2 separate regions of the Homo sapiens genome follow, and region 1 is linked to region 2. A link is a contact called in ENCODE Hi-C data. All regions are on one chromosome and are shown on one strand. The core of a region is the stretch at or near the end of the contact, and the rest is flanking DNA. Distances in the headings are between cores, read along the strand shown. Region 1 overlaps NDUFAF5 (NADH:ubiquinone oxidoreductase complex assembly factor 5). Region 2 overlaps SEL1L2 (SEL1L2 adaptor subunit of SYVN1 ubiquitin ligase).

Region 1 (5,889 bases), core at 2,530-5,029, 37 kb after region 2:
ATGTGACCTTGGAGAAGTCACAACCTAAGCCTGTTTCCTCATCTAACAAATGGGGACAATAGTACTAATATCTCATAGGGAACTGAGGATGAAATGTGAATTGAGAATGGATATCTAAGGCTTAGCACACTGCCTGGTGAGAGCACAGTAAGGGCGCCTTCAAGAGGGCTTTACCAATCCGTAACAACTGTGTACAGGTTCAAAGAAGCCTCCTTTGTGGAGAACCATGAGTGTTCAGCTGGCTCCTCAGGAAATTACATGGACAACCAGTACTTTCGTATCTATTTCTTCACTTGGCCCTCCAGAGTGCTGCCACCTGAAGCCTGAGCATTTCCTGTTCTGCAGCCAGGACTTGTCACCTAGACAAGTAACTGGGAACTTTGTGCAAAACTAAGGGACACTTCCCAAATGCTGAATGCTTGGTGCCTATGAGAAAATGTCATCTTCCATGGAAAATATAGAAGGCTATCCATGCTGGACATATAAGGGTCTGGGGCCCTCCTTTGTGACCCAGAAACTTAAAAATGAAAATGCATTCTTTGGCGAGGCACGGTGGCTCACGCCTGTAATCCCAGCACTTTGGGAGGCCAAGGCAGGCAGATCACCTGAGGTCAGGAATTTGAAACCAGCCTGGCCAATGTGGTGAAACCCTGTCTCTACTAAAAATACAAAAATTAGCCAGGCATGGTGATGCAGGCCTATAATCCCAGCTACTTGGGAGGATGAGGCAGGAGAATCACTTGAACCCGGGAGGCGGCGGTTGCAGTGAGCCGAAGTGGCACCACCGCACTCCAGCCTGGGCGAGAGAACAAGACTGTCTCAAACAACAACAACAAAATGCATTATTGAGCTGGGCATCGTGGCACATGCCTGTAAGCCCAGCTCCTTGGGAGCTTAAGCCCAGGAGTAAAAACAAAAACAAAAAAACCCAAAAAACCCCAGCATGCTGACTCACTTTTTAAAGATTAAGGGACCCAAAGTAAATCATGCTGTGCTTCCTTCTTAAATCTTATCCTCAGGGGAAGTCAAAGTCTACTTTGAAGGGAAAAGAAGTCCCCAAGGTCAACAGAGTCTGAGAAACTGTAAAGATGGGAGGGCTTCCTGTCCACTTTGCCTTGGGACCCAGGTTCTGGGGTCAGGCTGAAAAGCTCCTCTGAGATCATCCTGTCCAATGGCTCGCAACCATTTCCCACCTCTAACATGAGCTCCCTCTGGCTGTGACTCTCAACCAAGGAGAGAAAGGTGGAAGTGTTTGAAAAAGCCCTTCAGGAACGTGAAAGGCAGGCTGGTAGCCTCCTTTGAGACTCACCAATTAGCAAACCTGTAATTTTACAGATGAAGATATTGAGGTCAGAGAGATGGAGTCTGCCCCAGCATTAGGAACAAACAGGACCAGCACTAAACCCAGACCACCTGACTCCCAGTCCCCGACCTTTCTTTGACTTCCATAGTTTTTTATGGCAGACTGGCAAGTCTTTCTTTGGAATTCTCCTCTTCCCAATCTCCCACTCACAATCTGAGCACAAACACTCTGAGCACAAAAACAGTACACCTGGTAAGTGTTCCTGATATTCTACCACCAGACCTGTTCTGACAGAACTAGCAACGGGCATCCTGGCCAAACGTGTGATTCCTGAATGAAGAGTCTAGACACTGGCCGGGTTACAATGGCCACTTTCAAAGTGCAGGCAATTTACTTTTGCCTGGTTTTAGCAGTGACTAACAATGTACGATCAAGTCTGGCTTTAAAGAGTCCTTGTTATTTCCACATCCTTGTACTCATTTGTGAGCCTGGTAACAAGTATGCAGTGTCAACAGTCCATCCTAATGAGCTGTCGCAACTCAACAGCTACGGCAGAAGGGAACTGGCTGAAGAATCTGTGTGCAGTTATGTAGCTCACTGAATTCTCATGGTCTTCCCAAATTCTCTGATTTCATTTGGAAATTAGCCCATCGAGGCTTCCAAAAAATTTATCCTAATATTCCCAGGAAAGAAAATTTGAGGCCTACTAAACTTAATGTGGGAAGTTAGTTCCATTTCAAGATATCATGGAATCAAACCTCCAGGCAAGAGCATTTCAGGTCTGGTGTTCTCTGAGAACAAAAGTAATACAGTTTATGTTAACTTTACCTAATTGTAAATAAGGGGGCTATGTTTTATGCTGAAAATAACAACTCAGAATACCTTGCCCACCCTAATACACCTCCTGAAGACAGTGTATCGCGTATCAGTTATCTATTGCTGTGTAACAAATTACTCTAAAACACAGTTGCTTAAACCACAAACATTTATCATCTCAGTTTCTGTAGATAAGATATTTGAGAGTGGCTTAGCTAGGTGGTTCTAGCTCAGGGTCTCTCATGAGGTTGTGGTCAATGCATTGGCTGGGACCACAGTCATCTGAAGTTTGGGCCTGGAGAATTGCTTCCAAGATGGCTCCCTCACATGGCTTTTGGCTGGAGGCCTCTGCTCCTCACTTCTAGGTCTTCTCCATGGAGTTGAGTGGCCTTACAATATGGCTGCTGGCTTTCCCTAGAGTGAAGGATCCAAGAGAGAGTAAGGAGGATGCAATGCCTTTTATTACCTAGTCTCAGAAGTGACACACCATCTATTTGTTGGAAGGGAATCACTAAACTCAGCCTGTACTTAGAGGGGAATGAAGTGTCCCGTCTTAAAGAGAAGCATATCAAAAATTTGTGGATAGATTTTAAAACCACCACAGATGGCAAAGCATTATTTTCTTATTTGTTAACAGTAACTTATCAGTGTTCACCCCACCTTCTAGTATTTTCAAATTGATGTTTTTTAAACCAGCATGGTAAAATAACTGTCATGTATGTATTCAGGTAGAGAATTAAAATATACCAATATCTGAAAAGGCAAGTCTGCTTATGATAAATTTCCTGAAGATTAATTTCACATCATTAACCACAACCCCTCCCCAAAAAAGCTCAAAATATTTCTTAAGCAAGAGAGGCTAATGGTAACTTACAAAGGAACAGAATAATAATCACTGCATCAACTATCTTTCTTTTTTCCAAATATCTACTAATATTCACTTCTTTCCTTCACAGAAGCCAATCCACGGTAAAATACTTTTATTCCACTCCTACTTAAGGAATACATAATCAATACAAAAATTGTACTTTTTTTTTTTCTTTTTTGAGACGAGGGTCTTGCTGTTGCCCAGGCTAGAGTGCAGTGGTGCGACAGCTTGCTGCAGCCTTGACCTCCTGGGCTCGATCAATACTCCCACCTCAGCCTTCTGAGTAGCTGGGACCACAGGCTTGTGCCACCATGCCTGGCTAATTTTTTTTTTATTTGTAGAGACAGGGTTTCATCACGTTGCCCAAGCTGGTCTCAAACTCCTGGGCTCAAGCAATCCTCCCGTCTCAGCTTCCCAAAGTGTTGAGATCACAGGTGTGAGCCACTGCAGCCGGCCAAAAAACTGTACATGTCTTTAATGCAGGTCATACTGTAATTGCTTCCACCTAGTGGATGAAAATGGTACTAAAAGAGTTTGAAAAAATATATAAACTTCCCTCACAGGTACTTCATGACTCACACACTTCTGTAACTTTTTACAATCATATCACATACTTGATGTATATAGGTAGCTTACATCTCAATAAATCCTACAAATTCTTCCTATAAAGCAAAAATTCTTTTGTAGGTATACATTTTCATATTTACCTTTGGAATTCTCCAGGCCAACCTGGAATATTGCTAAGAACCAGGAAATAAGCCAAACAGTCTCCTGGCAGCCAACAGGTGTCACGGTGTGCACATACTAGAGCCCTGTCAGACTGACAACTATAAAAGCAGAGACTAGTTGGATGCCTGGCACATGAAACTCAATGAAGATCTGTTAAAGGAACCAATAAAGCTCATGAATTTTATTCCAAAGGAGTCTTTCTCCCAGAACCTAGTTCCTCTTTCCTACCTTAATACAAAAGTCCTAGAAATCTTTCAGTATGAATTCTAATCTTATAGCTAAACAGAGAAGAAATGACTCAAGAAAGTTCATTTTGGTCAAGGTGTTGAGATTGACAACTGACAGCAAGTAAGAAAAGTGCTGGAAAAGACACAAAACCAACCACAGCATTCTTGGGACCAGTCTGGGAAGAAGCAATACAGACAACTTGAGTTTATGATATTATCTGTGGGGTTATCAAGAAATGGTTATTGGCCAGGCCTGGTGGCTCACACCTGTAATCTCAGCACTTTGGGAAGCCAAGGTGGGCAGATCACAAGGTCAAGAGATTGAGACCATCCTGGCCAACATGGTGAAACCCCATCTCTATTAAAAATACAAAAATTAGCCAGCGTGGTGGCACGCGCCTGTAATCCCAGCTACTTGGGAAGCTGAGGCAGGAAGAATCACTTGAACCCAGGAAGCGGAGGCAGCAGTGAGCCGAGATTGCGCCACTGTACTCCAGCCTGGAGACAGAGCGAGACTCCGTCTCAAAAAATAAAATAAAATAAAAAATAAAAAAATAAACCAACAAAAAAGATGATTATTTATCATATACCATTTAAGAATGTAACATTTATGAAAAATTTTTGATAAAGACCTTTTAAAAGTTTCATTGCTTAAAAGGATGAGCTCTTAATCATTTGGAAAATGTGGTTATTCAGAAAAATTAGTTTCCTGAGGGCTCCAAACAATAAAAGCTTAATAGCACACTTCCAGCAGATTTAACTACAAAAATAATTTCACTAGTGTTATACACACTAAAATAAGTGTTTTCACTACAATCACTCACATTAAACAATAAGGGTCCTCAATTAGCTGTGTTTGATTTACTTAATTTTTTTAAACAAATGGAGCTTTTTTTGGGATAGCCAGAGTAGAGTAATCCTTAGCTCCACCCCACCATCCACATATAATTCCGTTGACATTAAATAAGCAAAAGTAATATTCTTGCTTGGAAAATTCAAATTTTACAGGAAGTTTAAAAAGTGAAAAGTACAAGTCTCCCTCCTAGTTTCTATACCCCTGACAGACATTCAAACAGAATGACACAGACACACCCAGTTCCTCAGTCCCCTTCCTCAGCAACAGCCACTTAACACTGAGATGTGTTCTTCAAAAACAAGTATTAGTGCACAAAAACACATGTCCTTTTGGAAATATAGACCCCTGGAATTTACCCATTCCTCCATCATCAGTTTGCACTTTAAAACACAGGGTTTTTGGTGGATTTTTCTTTAGATGAGGTCTCCTCTTTTGCCCAGGTTGGAGTGCCGTGGCACAGACAGCTCACTGCAGCCTTGAACTCCTGCCTGCCTCAGCCTCCCAAGTAGCTGGGACTACAGGCATGCGCCATTGCACCTGGCTAGCGCAGTTTGTTTTTTGTTGTTGTTCTCTCTCTTCAAGTTCTGAAAATTAAGCTAAAAAAAAAAAAAACCCCAAAAAACAAAACGCCAAATTCTACTTCACAGGTTTACTTTGTGTTAAAACAAAAAAGCTACCAAGCGTATCCCAGTTTCAAATATCGATGATTTTTCAAACTGAAGGGAACAATAATTTCTTTTTCTCCTACAAATCTTGGTTTTTAACTATAACTTAGTCTTTCAAAGGGCAAGTTTGTTATATAATTAGTTCAAAATGTAACTGAATATCTACTATGTGGAAAGTCCCATGTGCTACGTACAGGCTAACACACAGCCCCCACCCATGGACAGCTTGTTGCTAATACAGTAAAGGAGGGAAGGAAGGCAGAAGAGAGACTGAGAGGAGACAGAAGGAAATGCTATTATAGATCACTGAAGGCTGAAGATGAGGCTAGGGCAGTGCCCAGGTTAAATGGAAAAGACAGCGAACAGCTAACTGGAAACAAAACACTTAGCGCTCACTCCTGCTTGCTTCTCAGCCTTCTCCCTGC
Region 2 (6,711 bases), core at 1,261-3,760:
TTGGCCGGGCGCGGAGGCTCACGCCTGTAATCCCAGCACTTTGGGAGGCCAAGGCGGGTGGATCACCTGAGGTCAGGAGTTCAAGACCAGCCTGGCCAACATGGTGAAACCCTGTCTCTACTAAAAATGCAAAAAAAAGTTAGCCGGGCATGGTGGCGGGCGCCTGGAATCCCAGCTACTTGGGAGATTGAGGCAGGAGAATCGCTTGAACCTGAGAGGCAGAGGTTGCAGAATGTGCCATTGCACTCCAGCCTGCCAGCCTGGGTGACAAGAGTGAAACTCTGTCTCAAAACAAACAAACAAACAAACAACAACAACAACAAAACATGCATACTATACCATGGATGTTACGCTATAATGAAAACAGTTAGCATTGAGTGTTATATTTGTATTCCATAAAGTATATCTAATTCCAGTTCTGGGGTTCTGAGTGTTTTTGGTTCCTTTTTATACTTGGCTATAGATACATATATATTTTAAAGGACTGAAACAAGATTACTAGGTTGAATTCCTGAGAACTATACATGAATCATTTGAGTTATGATTCTTTTTTCTCTAATATTTCTATCAGGCAATGCATTTGCTAGAGTAAAAATTGGAGATTACCATTACTATGGCTATGGGACTAAGAAAGACTATCAAACAGCAGCCACACACTACAGCATTGCAGCCAACAAATACCACAACGCGCAAGCCATGTTCAATCTGGCTTATATGTATGAACACGGCTTAGGCATCACAAAGGTAATTTTGCTGGTAATAATTCAAACCTAGTAATGACAGCTGTGTGAGAAGACAGAATGTGTAAATGTTTTGAATTTCATTGATGTCATCAATGTAGAGGAAGGAAGGAGAGGACTTAACATTTGCCAAATCCATCCCTTGTGCCAATACATATTACTTACCCTAATATGAACCTTATGAGATAGAAGTTATTTTCTCCATTTATGCCAAGGACATAACTGGTGAGTAGAAGAGATCTAGTCTAGGCCAATTCAACTAGTAAGTTCCTGCTTTTTGCAGCACATGCTTTTTCCAGTAGGCCCTGTCTCCATTTTCCTTCACCTCTGGGCCTTTCTTTCCATTAAAATTTCCACTGGTTCTCAAGCTCTCAGGAACAAGGAGAAAGTGAAAAGAGACCAGAGCTGGATACCAAGGTGGTATTAATCCAGAAAAGTCTTATGAAGCACCTACTGTGTACATGACCCAGTGCTGGATACTCTAGAAAGGCCAAAGAGAGTGAATCTCCAGTCCCCCAAGACTACACTTGACTTGAGGCGATGAGTCATATTCACTTAGAAAAACAGCCAGCACTGCAAGGTGGTATTGAGTAAATCTCTTAGACAGTGAGTAATTAAGGCAGAAGATGACATCAGGGTGTCACAGAGTGAGAAAGATGTATTCAGTATCAATAACGATAATAATAGCCAGGCATTGGGTTAAGTGGGCTATGCGTTTCTGTCATTTACATCACACAACCACTCAACGAGATAAGCCCTAGAACTATCCACTGTGTATGCATCAGGAAGCCACAGCGCAGAGAGGTTATGTCATTTGGCCAACCAGCTTGCGGAGCTCGTCAATGGTGGAGCCAGAATTTGAACCCAGCCCTATCTGACCCTGTTTTTTGGTGAAAGAGTGGGCCTCGCAGTGAGTCATTCTTGGTGGTCAAGCATGTGAGCTTTTCATTCCTGGCTGCGTTTCTAGAGCCAAATAACGTGGGAATTATCGGCTTTCCTATGCGCTCTTCTTTCTTCCGGTTGTGCTAGTAATTGAGAATTATTGGTAGGGAATTTCCTATTTGAGAACTGCTAGTGGTGCACAGTGAAGCCAAGGGCTTCTTATTCAGCGGTATGGATCCCTGCCATCCTGTCCTCCCCTGCAGCCTGCCTTTTGGCTGATCATTTTTCATTAGCCCTGGCACCCTAAGCAGTGGAAAGAATGTCAAATCCAAATCCAGTCTGTTTGCCCCATTTCTAGCAGTGTAAGCTTCCCATGTTTGTAAAATGTGGGTAAGAATGGGACAGGATGGATAGCTAAATTGGATAATTCTTGGGATGTTATTTAGCCATCCCTGGGCCCCTCACCCATTATCCACCTCAGTAAAACAGATATCTGCCCTGCCCCAGGCATTAAGAATAAAATGAATAAGATTTTATGAAAGGGCTTTGTAGTCAAACAGTATGTAGAATGACTGCTATTTAGATCAGAAGGGAATTAGAGCAACTGCTAAGTAAGGCTTCAATAAGATTAAAGCCTTTCTCTACTCATCATTCCTCATGCAAAACATAATAATATGGGAGAAGCACTGTCTATAGAAGGGATAAAGTGACCCCACTCCATGTGTTAAATTCATGTTAGCTTTCCTATCCTTGGCACCACCATGTTATTCAAAAAGGACTTGGTTGCCCTGACAGCTGTATTCGCACCTAGGTGAGGCCATTTTGCCTGAGTCCCTGGGGACAGGCAGGTGTCCTCTCAGGACACAGAGCCAGCAATGCTGGGAAAGGCACACTGCTGGCCAGTGCCCAGCTGGCGGACTGTCAGAGGGTTTGGTTTTCCTCTTTGGAGTCACCACTGATCTGTTTCCTAAGCACTTCCTTCACAATGTCAAATAGTAGTTGTTGAGACACACGTTTCATACATTCAGGAAAACACTTAAGTTTCTCTCTGGCCAGTTTTCTGTTCTTTTCTACCAGGGTTCTTGTTAAATCATGGGTAGTTCATTTTGAGCAGTCTCTTTCAGTCACAAGTCTATTTTTTTTTTCCTACAGAAAGTCTCTACATTAAAAAAAAAAAAAAATCAGGGACTACTCTTAACCTCCCACTTGGATATGAGAATTTTAGGCTGAGCTAATGAGGGACCATTGCCCTTTGTTTTTATTTGGTTTCTTTTGTTTAGCAATTACAAAAATAATAACTGAGTATCCAGAGGTATCTTGCCATCTCAGAGTCAAATTTACAAGGTGCTATCACCTTCTCTAATTCTTAAAATGAATATCCTGATAATTAAAAGCCCAAAGCTTGTTCTAATGAAAGCAAAGAGAGTAGGAGAATAGGCCTTCCCAGCAGTTAAGTCATCAAGTAATTAAGCATTTCTTCAATGAGGCACTTTGCAATCCTCTTTATTAGTTAATCCTCATGCAAACTAGTGAGAAAGATGAGTATAATACCACTATCACAGTGTCTTTGAGAATCAAAGAAGGTGATATGGAATAATGCTTTATAAACATGCAGACATTTAAGACCTCTGGGGAAGAAAGGTATAAATCATCTCTTGGTAAATCAATATTAAAATATGGGTCATTATTTTTATCATCTGTCTTTCAAAAAGGAAGTTGGGGCTGCGATGATGCAGGTGAGCTATCCTAGTAGCTTCACTGAGAAGCGTCTCAGCCAGTGAGCTCCTTGTCTCACTGACTGCATCATTGTTCTGGGAACAATGAATAATGGGAGTGACTGCATCATTGTTCTGAGAACACTGAATAATGCCTGGGGAGGAACTGGGAGAGGACCTGAAGTAGTTCAGAAACACAAGCATTCACACACAAGTTGTTATGAAACTGTTTCTCAGAGGGCCAGGCATGGTGGCTCACGCCTGTGATCCCAGCACACTGGGAGGCCGAGGTGGGCAGATCACTTGAGGTCAGGAGTTTGAGACCAGCCAGGCTAACATGGCAAAATCTTGTCTCTACTAAAAATGCAAAAATTAACCGGGCAAGGTAGCATGTGCCTATTGTCCCAGCTACTTGGGAAGCTGAGGCACGAGAATAGCTTGAACCCCGAAGGCAGAGGTTGCAGTGAGCCAAGATCCAGCCTGGGTGACAGAGCGAGGTTCCCTCTTAAAAAAAAAAACCCCAAAAAACAAAGAAACAGTTTTTCAGTTGATACTTGATTTGTAAGTACTTCGGAAATTGCACCATGAACAAAGCCTGTTGCCCATCCCCTCCTGGCCATCCTTTCTGTCTGTACCTTGGCTCAGGTCTGACTTTCTGCTCACCTCAGCTTGTAGTAAAGACTACTCAGGGGTCTTCAATTCTAGTGTTCTCCCTTTAAATCTGTGACCGAGATGACTCTGTTCACCAAAGATTTGCAATCCCCCATCCATAGTGAGGACTTGTAGCTGGGGTGCACCTGCCTAGTCAAAGACTATGTTCTCCAGCCTCCTTTGGATCCACCTGCTAGCTCTCGCAAGGGCGTGGAAGTGGAAGTGAAAGTGAAGGGTGTCATTTCTGGGCTAAGGCAGCCAAGAAGTAGATGTGGCTGCCCCCAGTCTCTTTCCCATCCATTGGCTGAAGGCGCCAGGAGATACAAAGGCTTTAGGGGACCCCAAAACCAGGTGATGGAAGGAGTTTGGCCCCACAATTACCACATGAAAAAAATTCACCACCAACCAGGAACATACGCTTTGGAATGCTGAATGGGGGAGAAATAAACTTCTATTGTGTTAAGCCATTAAAATTTGGGGATTTGTTACAGATAGCATTATCTTAATAAATAATTCATCTAACAAAGCACTGACAGGTCATTCTTGATAAAGTATAACCTTTACCTCCTCCGTCCTACCCACCCCTCTATCCTACCCTCTCCCCCAAATAAAACCGCCAAAAAATACAAACAAGCAAACATACAAATAAAAAGAATCTTATTTACTTTTTATTGCTAAATGAAGTCCAGACTTCTATTCCACATTCAAAGCCCCCAGTGACCTAGCCTACCTTGGTAATAGTGGTGTGATATAGCACTTTGCCCTATATAGATTCTAGGCTACTTATTCCTTCCCCTCAAAGACCTTGACCTGAGCCCTCCTGAGATATCATCCTTTTGCTGGAATGATCTTACCCCATATTTATGCCCATTGAAGACTAGTCCATTTTTCAAAGAACAGCTCCAATGTCATCTCCTCTAGGAATCCCTCAAGGAACCCCAGATTTTTTTTTTTTTTTTTTTTTTTTTGAGACGGAGTCTCGCTCTGTCACCAGGCTGGAGTGCAGTGGTGCAATCTTCGGTCACTGCAACCTCTGCCTCCCAGGTTCAAGCAATTCTCCTGCCACAGCCTCCCAAGGAGCTGGGACTACAGGCACGCACCACTATGCCCAGCTAATTTTAGTATTTTAGTAGAGATGGGGTTTCACCATGTTGGCCAGGATGGTCTCAATCTCTTGACCTCGTGATCCACCTTCCTTGGCCTCCCAAAGTGCTGGGGTTACAGGCGTGAGCCACCACACCTGGCTAGAACCCCCAGATTTAAAAGATATCTACTTCTAAACCATCATGGTATTGCACTCTGCTTTTCATTCATTTATTTATTCACTCAAATATTTATCAAGGACTATTTCCTATATCAGGAAGCACTGTGCTTGGTTCTGTGGATACAATAAGAACAAGACAGCCTTCAAAGAGCTCACAGTCCACTACAGAAGAGACTTGTCCATAGCTATAGTTAAGCCTAAAATGACAGTCATGTATAGGCACACGCACACTTGAAAAGAATTAAAAATAAAGTACCATAAGTATGTTAAAGATTACCTCTTTAACATACCTACCAGCTAACTCAGGTAGGGGAATCAGCACTGCCAGGTCCTGTTCAAAAATATTTTTGTACCATGGAGTACGAGAAACATATGACAACCTTTTTACATGGAAGAAATCAGGCCTGTTTAAAGACAATGGATAGGAAAGCTGTTCTAAAGTATGGCAGAAAGGTGGGGGAAATTATCCTTTGGGGAAGAGTTTCAAATACATATATGTAGACCTACTAGGTAACATGTATTTTTGGATTCTGCAGAGAAAACAAAACCACATCTACCAAATAAATTATCAATAGACCTGTCAAAAATAAAAATGATTATGACACAATGCATTTTTATTTCTCATTGGTCTGGTCTGACCACCCATGGAGTGTTACAGCTGAAGCTTTAAACACCAGAATTATTTTCTGGAAAGGATAAGTTAAAATTAGGTATTTAAAATGGCCCTCTCAGAAATATGGCAGGACAGAAAACACATTTCTTAGAAATGATCATAACTTTTCATGAAATAAACATCTATCATCTAGGGAAATAATCAGAAATATGCACAAACAGTATTTTGTGTGTGTATAGCTTTATTAGTTACAGAACAAATTTCTACAAGTAACGAGAATGCTCCAAAATAGAAGCCATGTTATATACGTTATTGTATAGTGGTATACTATTCCACAATGTACTTTGTGGCCTAGTGATTAAGTGAGAATACTAGAAGCAGACAACCTAGGGACAATCTGAGATTTGAATCCCTGCTCTGCCACTTGCAAGTCATATAAATTTGAGTAAGTGACTTTCTCTCTGTGCCTCAATATCTTCATTTTCAAAGTGAAGTTAATAGTATCACCTGTCCTATAGAATTGTCCTGAAGATTAAATGACAGTGGTAACTGGCACACAGTAAGTATTTAATACATATTAACCATTATTACAATATACTCTGCAACCGTTAAAAATATTGTAGACTAGGCTGGGCACAGTGGCTCACGCCTGTAATCCCAGTACTTTGAGAGGCCAAGGTGGGCAGATTACTTGAGTCCAGGAGTTCAAGACTAGCCTGGGCATCATGGTGAAACCCCGTCTCTACAAAAAAAAAAAATACAAAAATCAGCCTGGCATGGTGGCACACATTTGTAGTCCCTGTAATCCCAGCTACTCAGGAAGCCCAGATGGGAGGATCGCTCAAG

Evidence for each region. Hi-C counts contacts between places; a loop is a spot of excess contacts on that map. Pooled maps may share reads with other maps.
Region 1: a map of psoas muscle shows a loop between it and region 2 (2.1-fold over the local background). The contact joins two enhancer-like sites. A Hi-C loop is called at or near these places in 2 of 168 maps with a recorded cell type or tissue (psoas muscle and sciatic nerve) and 4 of 50 pooled maps.

What each region holds. Positions count from the first base shown.
Region 1 is chr20:13,817,966-13,823,854 of GRCh38, reverse strand. NDUFAF5 (NADH:ubiquinone oxidoreductase complex assembly factor 5) reads right to left here. Exons shown (of 11, transcript NM_024120.5): 11 at 2,275-5,889. Among named protein-coding and RNA genes, the nearest start is that of NDUFAF5, 36 kb to the right of the region's middle. Within about 2 kb of position 3,779, at least 3 of the 41 ENCODE cell types and tissues checked have a DNase peak (open chromatin) inside an H3K27ac peak, as active enhancers do.
Region 2 is chr20:13,853,295-13,860,005 of GRCh38, reverse strand. SEL1L2 (SEL1L2 adaptor subunit of SYVN1 ubiquitin ligase) reads left to right here. Exons shown (of 20, transcript NM_025229.2): 18 at 572-744. Among named protein-coding and RNA genes, the nearest start is that of NDUFAF5, 72 kb to the right of the region's middle. Within about 2 kb of position 2,510, at least 4 of the 41 ENCODE cell types and tissues checked have a DNase peak (open chromatin) inside an H3K27ac peak, as active enhancers do.